2 separate regions of the Homo sapiens genome follow, and region 1 is linked to region 2. A link is a contact called in ENCODE Hi-C or POLR2A ChIA-PET data. All regions are on one chromosome and are shown on one strand. Each heading gives the region's core, a stretch centred on a gene start or an enhancer-like site at or near the end of the contact. The rest is flanking DNA. Distances are from core to core; before and after follow the strand shown. Region 1 overlaps ABTB3 (ankyrin repeat and BTB domain containing 3). Region 2 overlaps ABTB3 (ankyrin repeat and BTB domain containing 3).

What was found. A loop is a pair of places that touch in the nucleus more often than their neighbours do. ChIA-PET counts read pairs that join two places held with the same protein, here RNA polymerase II (POLR2A).
Region 1: a map of MCF 10A shows a loop between it and region 2 (2.1-fold over the local background). The contact joins two enhancer-like sites. A Hi-C loop is called at or near these places in 3 of 168 maps with a recorded cell type or tissue (MCF 10A, SK-MEL-5 and heart left ventricle). POLR2A ChIA-PET finds 5 or more read pairs at or near these places in 2 of 52 experiments (H1 and OCI-LY7).

Annotation. Positions count from the first base shown.
Region 1 is chr12:107,514,300-107,517,969 of GRCh38, reverse strand. The region is part of intron 1 of ABTB3 (ankyrin repeat and BTB domain containing 3); the gene reads right to left. Among named protein-coding and RNA genes, the nearest start is that of PWP1, 170 kb to the left of the region's middle. RefSeq lists an enhancer at 2,184-2,478. Within about 2 kb of position 2,394, at least 8 of the 41 ENCODE cell types and tissues checked have a DNase peak (open chromatin) inside an H3K27ac peak, as active enhancers do.
Region 2 is chr12:107,459,492-107,463,689 of GRCh38, reverse strand. All of the region lies in intron 1 of ABTB3 (ankyrin repeat and BTB domain containing 3), which reads right to left. Among named protein-coding and RNA genes, the nearest start is that of ABTB3, 140 kb to the right of the region's middle. Within about 2 kb of position 1,974, at least 4 of the 41 ENCODE cell types and tissues checked have a DNase peak (open chromatin) inside an H3K27ac peak, as active enhancers do.

The DNA of each region.
Region 1 (3,670 bases), core at 1,145-3,644, 54 kb before region 2:
GTGTCTGTTCATATCCTTTGCCCACTTGTTGATGGAGTTGTTTGTTTTTTTCTTGTAAATTTGTTCATGTTCTTTGTAGATTCTGGATATTAGCCCTTTGTCAGATGAGTAGATTGCAAAAATTTTCTCCCATTCTGTAGTTTGCCTGTTCACTCTGATGGTAGTTTCTTTTGCTGTGCAGAAGCTCTTTAGTTTAATTAGATCCCATTTGTCAATTTTGGCTTTTGTTGCCATTGCTTTTGGTGTTTTAGACATGAAGTCCTTGCCTATTCCTATACACCAATAACACCAATAACAGACAAACAGAGAGCCAAATCATGAGTGAACTCCCATTCACAACTGTTTCAAAGAGAATAAAATACCTAGGAATCCAACTTACAAGGAATGTGAAGGACCTCTTCAAGGAGAACTACAAACCATTGCTCAACAAAATAAAAGAGGATACAAACAAATGGAAGAACATTCCAAGCTCATGGATAGGAAGAATCAATATCGTGAAAATGGCCATACTGCCCAAGGTAATTTATAGATTCAATGCCATCCCCATCAAGCTACCAATGACTTTCTTCACAGAATTGGAAAACACTACTTTAAATTTCATATGGAAACAAAAAAGAGCCCGCATTGCCAAGTCAATCCTAAGCCAAAAGAACAAAGCTGGAGGCATCACGCTACCTGACTTCAAGCTATACTACAAGGCTACAGTAACCAAAACAGCATGGTACTGGTACCAAAACAGAGATATAGACCAATGGAACAGAACAGAGCCCTCAGAAATAATACCACACATCTACAACCATCTGATCTTTGACAAACCTGACAAAAACAAGAAATGGGGAAAGGATTCCCTATTTAACAAATGGTGCTGGGAAAACTGGCTAGCTATATGTAGAAAGTTGAAACTGGATCCCTTTACACCTTATACAAAAATTAATTCCAGATGGATTAAAGACTTAAATATTAGACCTAAAACCATAAAAACCCTAGAAGAAAACCTAGGCAATACCTGCCCAGCTTTTTGGAGATGCAAAAGAAGAGGACATATTCAAGTCATTTAAAACTGAAGAGATGACACTGGCATGGACAAAATAATCTGGAAATAAAATAGTGTCAATAGACAAGTGTTAAATAATTTAAACCAACTAGCAGGTGAGGGGAGACAGAATGCCAAGACCAGAAGTTAAAGTCCACTCCTCACCCTGCCTGAACCACAAGGCCTCAGCAAAGGCTCCTCCTTTGAAGATGGGCACCTTTGTAAGGTGGGCCTTTCACACTCCTGCTCTCGTCCCCACTGCCTGATTGGTGGCTCCAGACACACTGAGCTACTCACTTTCTCCTAAATATTTCACCTTCACATCTAACAGAGGGTGAGACAACGGGGTAGGGAACCCTAGTAGATGACTTTTTGGATAAATAAATAATGAATAATGAATAACAGGGCCGGGTGTGGTGTCTCACGCCTGTAATCCCAGCACTTTGGGAGGCCGAGGTGGGCGGATCACCTGAGGTCAGGAGTTCAAGACCAGCCTAGTTAACATGGTGAAACCCCGTCTCTACTAAAAATACAAAAAATTAGCTGGCTGTGGTGGTGGGTGCCTGTAATCCCAGCTACTCAGGAAGCTGAGGCAGGAAAATCACTTGAACTCGGGAGGCGGAGGTTGCAGTGAGCTGAGATCATGTCACTGCACTCCAGCCTGGGTGACACAGTGAGACTCTGTCTCCAAAAAAATAAAAAAAAAAAGAATAATGGATGAATGATACAGATGACCATTAGATTTTAATGTTTCCATAATCAGGAAATTAGTCAATGGATTTTCTTCTAAGACTCTAATCCAATCTTGTTTTTTTCAAATATTTTTGACTGTGACTCAGAGTAAGAATATATTTTATATCACAGCCTGGTGTGTGTGTGCGCACACACACACACACACACATGCACACACACACTCTTCATAATTTCCATTAAAATATTAATGGAAAATAACAGTGACCCTTACTACATGTGAGGCACTCTCATTTGTTTTCCTTTTCACTTCTCTTCCATCTTAGTAATAAAAAATGCTGACTGCAGCAACAAAAGTGACATCATGATCCACTAATGGGTCGACATGGGCAGTCTGAAAACACTGTGGGCTATGACACAGATTCACCATTTCCTGGGCACTACCTAGTGCTGTACTTTAGGAACCCTCAGCTTTCAGGGAAGAAAAGACCTTCCCAGAAATGCTCACCATCCAAGCCCAGCCTCCTGCCTCTCCCTTGACAGCCATGTCATTCTCCTGTTCAGCTCAGGCAGGAACACACTGAGTCATCCTTACTTCCTCTGGTTTGCCCACCTGCCAAGACATTAAGTCAGAGGCTAAGTCAAGTAGCTGTTGCCACGGCAATGAATCTTGGGCCAATTCCTCATCTGATGGTCCTGGTGTCTCTGACTAATTCAGGAACTTACCACCCCTTAAAGAGTTCACTGCAAAAAGTGCCATATAATCATGACCCACTCCAACATGTGACCCAATTTTCAGGGTAAGGAGACCCTCTAGTTAGGGAAAGGGGATGATGGTCAGAGGGGACTTCACAGCAAAGGAGACTCGAGACCTGGGCCCTGAATGTTGGGGAGAAGGTTGTCTAATTAATAGTACAGATGACTCACATATTCTCAACGGGATTGCTTTCTTAGTATTTGCACTATTTGCAGCAAGTCAACAACCCAGATCTTTGTTTTAAAATGTTGCTTCACATATTGAGCAACTGGGACTTGGAGGCCTGAGCAAATGGGACTTGGAGACTGGAATCCAGAGCTTCAGTCTTAGCTCTGCCACTTCTCACTGTGTTTGACTTTCGGCAGGTCATAGAATCTCTCTGGACCTCAGTTTCCTCTTCTGTGAAATGGGGGTGATAGTAATGACCTTGTTTTCCTCATCGGACTTCTGGGGATGGGAGTGAGGTATGAGAGCGAAATGAGATCATGTGTATCAAAGTATTTTGCATGTGCTAAGCAAACAGTAGGTTCCCAACATATGTTAACTGAGAGGAAAGTCAGTTAACGTGCACTAACCCAGCTTTCGACTACTTTGTCCCTTATTAAAAGAATCAACAATTTCCCTTGGAATTATTTCTCCTTCTTTTAGAGGATTATGAAATTTAAATATGGAAATATAATTATTCAAAGAAGCTTTGAGAGTTAGATTATAGAGATTAGGGAAATCTATAATTGATCTATTACACAAAGATTATATACCAGGGTTTAATTTTCTTTTTCCTCATTGGAGACTCTACATGGGGTATACAGGTAAACTGAAGTTATTTATTTATTTTTCATGTAAAAATATGCTTGGTCAGGGAGAAGGTCCTAGCATCATGTTTTAGTGTCAGATGCAGGCCTGAGTTTTGGACTACTCATCAATTTCCACTATTGGGGTCAAGGGCAGCCGTGGCCTGGTGATGAAGACCCAAGTTTAGATACAGAGGGAACTGAGGTTCAAATATGAGTTTGAGTGGACCTAAAGGAAATAATTTCCCTGGAGAGCAAATGAACATAAGCCAGGATCCACAGTGGGCTGGAGGGTCACGGTCTCCCTGAAATTCTGTTACTTTGAGTGTGTTGTGCATTTGTCTAAGGGGGGAGTTCATTCAAATTCTCCAAAGGGTTTATGGGTCCTAAAAAAGGGCA
Region 2 (4,198 bases), core at 725-3,224:
TGTTTGCTATTGCTGATGTTATCATTATTGCAAGCACTTGTCTTATACTGAGTTTATGTGGCTTAGGGACAAACTTTGGAGTCTGACCATCTTAGTTCAAAGCCCAGCTCTGTTGCTTACTGGCTGTGGGACTCTGGTCAAGTTGCTTAACCCCGCTGTGCCTTGGTTATCTTATGTGTAAAATGGGAGTAATCACAGAACCTACCCCATAGGGAGTTTGTAAGGGTGAAATGAGATAATGTGTATAAAGTGCTAATCAAGGTGGCCAGGTACATTGTCAGTGTTCATCAGGTCACTACTGTCATCATCATCAATACCATCATCATTTTCATCATCACCACCATCATCATCATCAACCACCATCACCCTCACTACCACCATCATCACCACCACCACCATCATCATCACTGTCACTCTATCATCATCACCATCACCATCATCACCATCACTACCACCATCATCACTACCACCACCACCATCATTGTCACTACATCATCATCACCCATCATTACTACCACCACCACCCTCATCATTGTCACTACATCATCACCATCATCACCATCACTTCCACCATCATCACTATCACCATCATCATCACTGTCACTACCATTGTCATTACCACCATCATCATCACCATCATCACCATCACTACCACCATCATCACTATCACTACCATTATCACTATCACTCTATCATCATTATCACCATCATCACTATCACCACTATTATCATCACTGTCACTAGAGCGTCATCACCACAGTCATCATCACCGTCACTACACCATTGTTACTATCACCACCATCATCATCATTGTCACTACTATTATCATCACGGTCACTACTATTATCATCACCACCACCATCATCACTATCACTACATTATCACCACCATCATTATCACTGTGACTACATCATCATCACCATCACTGCCACCATTGTTACTATCACCACCATCATCATCACTGTCACCACTATTATCATCACCACCACCATCATCACCATCACTACCATCATCATCACTATCACCACCATCATCACTTCAGTACCATGATCATTACCACCATCATCATCACCATCATCATAACTGTCACTACCACCATAATCACTATCGCCACCATTATCATCACTATCACTACATCACCATCACTACCACCATCATTGCTATCACCACCATCATCAGTAGTGTCATTTCCATTATCATAACCACCATCATCACCATCACCATTCCCATTGCAAACTTACTGTGAAGTCTAGCACAATGTGGCCCACAGAAGGGTTCCACAAATCTACTTACTGACTTTCAAATCCCCAGTCCTTTGTTTCCAGGGAAGCTTTTACTTCCCCCCAAACACTGGTTTAGAGGACTTCTCCGCTCTCAGAAACTGTTCTGGATATAAGAGAAATTACAGCAAAGCCAAAAGCTACACTCAAGATAGTTTCATTCATTGAATATTAAACTAATATTAAAATGCCATCCATTTTTAAAAGCATTAATGAAAGAAAACTTTAAATTTTCTGCAAATAAAACAGTACAAAAATGAGGAAGATTTCCAGGATGTGCAAAACCCCACTTCCTTTTCTACTAAGGAATTTCTAAACTGAGGCTGATTGAAGTCTCAAAGTTCTCCCCAGGGACCCCAAAGGAAAACAACCCATCAGGAAGGGCTCAGACGTTTCTCCCAATGCAGACCACCTCCTCCTGGGCCACCCTCTTCTTTGCCCCAACCCACAATGCAAAATCAGATGGAAATCTCCAGAGAAAACCTGGCTCCCTCCTTATTTATTCATCAGCATATTTGAATTCCAGCTGTCTCTGGAACCATGCCAGCAGGGGAGCATTTGATTATGCCGAGTGCCAGGCTCAAGATCCCCAGCCCCAGGCCTGGCTTATTTTCTTTCTCTGGAGGCTTTGGGACTGACGTGAATCTCTGAGGTTTGGCTTTCTGACTCTAAGCTTATTCATATCCTCTACCTCCCCAACTTCCCCACCCTCAAAACTTTCTTTTTCAAGGCAAATCTGCAATACAAGTCTTAAGCAGAAAGTTGATTATTCAGAAACCACAAGAGCCGAGGATTTATAAAACAAGGGGTTGCGAATGGATTCGTTTCCTGGGTGGCTTAAAACAGTGCAAATGTAGTTTGGAGGCCAGAAGTCCAAAAGCAAGGTGCCAGCAAGGCCAGTTCCTTCCAGAGGCTCTGAGGGACAACTTGTGCCCCTCTCCTGGCTTCTGGAGGCTCCCAGAAACCTTGACATTCCTTGGCTTGTAGCTGTCTCCCTCTAATCTCTGCCTCTGTCATCACGTGGCCTTCTTCCATCTGTGTCTGTGTCTCTGTGTGTCCTCTCTTCTCTTAAGGATGCCAGTCATACTGGATTTAGGGTCCACCTTAATCCAGCATGTATGGTTTGGCTCTGTGTCCCCACTCAAATCTCACCTTGAATTGTAATAATCCCCATGTGTCAAGGGTGGGGCCAGGTGGAGATAATTGTATCATGGGGGTGGGTTCGCCCATACTGTTCTCGTGGTAGTGAACAAGTCTCACAAGATCTGATGGTTACCTAAATGGGAGTTCCCTGCATAAGCCCTCTTGCCTGCCACCATGTAGGACGTGCCTTTGCTTCTCCTTTGCCTTCTGCCATGATTGTGAGGCCTCCCCAGCCCTGAGGAACTGTGAGCCCATTACATCTCTTTCCTTTATAAATTACCCAGTCTTGGGTATGTCTTTATTAGCAGCATGAGAACAGACTAAAACAACCTTATTTTAACTAATTACATCTGCACAGCCCCTATTTCCAAATAAAATCATATTCTGAGGTTCCAGGGGGACGTGCTATTCTACCCAGTACAGGGGCAGGAATTTTAAAAAATTATTTAATATGTTTCCCCACTGGGACCCTCTCTGAGTGCCTTACATCACACAACCCCCAGCCCCCTGATGTGGGATGGAAAAGAGAGATGTTGAGTCAGCAAGAGAAGCAACACCGTGGCCCCTCTGAGGGAGAGCTAGAGTTTTCTTTTTTCTCTTTTTTTTTCTTCAGAGAGTCTCACTCTGTAGCCCAAGCTGGAGTGCAGTGGTGGGATCTCGGCTCACTGCCACTTCCACCTCCGGGGCTCAAGCGATTCTTGTGCCTCAGCCTCCCGAGGAGCTGGGACTACAGGGGCGTGCCATCACACCCAGCTATTTTTATTTTTGTATTTTAGTAGAGGCGTGGTTTCGTCATGTTGCCCAGGGTGGTCTCGAACTCCTGCACTCAGGTGATCCACCTGCCTTGGTCTCCCAAAGTGCTGGGATTACAGGCATGAGCCACCACGCCCAGCCAGAACTAGAGTTTTCAAACCATTTTCCCAGCCAGAATCTCAGTATAATTTCACAAAGGCCACACAGGGAGAGTGAGCTTTCCCATCTTCCAGTGAGTAAACAGCTCAGAGAGGTTAGGCCACTTGCCTAAAGCCACACAGCTGCTGAATGCAGAGCTGGGCTAGAACCCAGGCCTTTTCCCTCAAGACCAAGGCTCTTTCTCTTTCTGTCTTTTCTTTGCAGGAAAAGAACACTGGTAAGTTTGTAACAGAAAACAGGTGGCTTGGTACCCTGTTAAGGGTTTGGGGAGAAGTTGCCCCTTGAGAAAATAGCCATTCCCAGAACACTGATGTAGCAGGGCACCAGGAGGGTACAGGGAGCCAGCCTGTTTTCCCAGGTTCCTGCTTCAGGCTCCTTTTCTTACGGCCCCCCAACCCCACCCCTGCCCCCCTGGCTGCTTTAGAGTCACTGAGAGATGAATGCCAGGGGTTCTGTCTGCAGGGCGGGAGGGCCATGCTCAGTCGGGCTGTAGGGGGCACTCTGGAGGGCCGGGCCACGGCCCCTGCCACCCACAGCACACAGGGCTGCCCCACAGAGGGCCTGTGCATGGCTGTGTGTGCCACCAGGCAAGCCCTGGCTTCACTCAGAAGAAACGCAGCCACAATGCAGGTCACTTAATAAATGGCTGAGGAGCTAGGGTCTGATAACTGGCCTCTTTGCCTGCACCCCGCTGGGCTGTTGCATCTGCTGCTCCCTCTGCCCGTAATATTCTTCCCCCAGAAGGGCACTAGGCACTTCCTTACTTGCATCAGGGCTCTCCTCAAAATCACCTCCCCTTCAAGGCCATCTCTGATCAGCCTTCTTAAAACTGTGTCTGCAGCACTCCCTGCTTCATTTTTTTC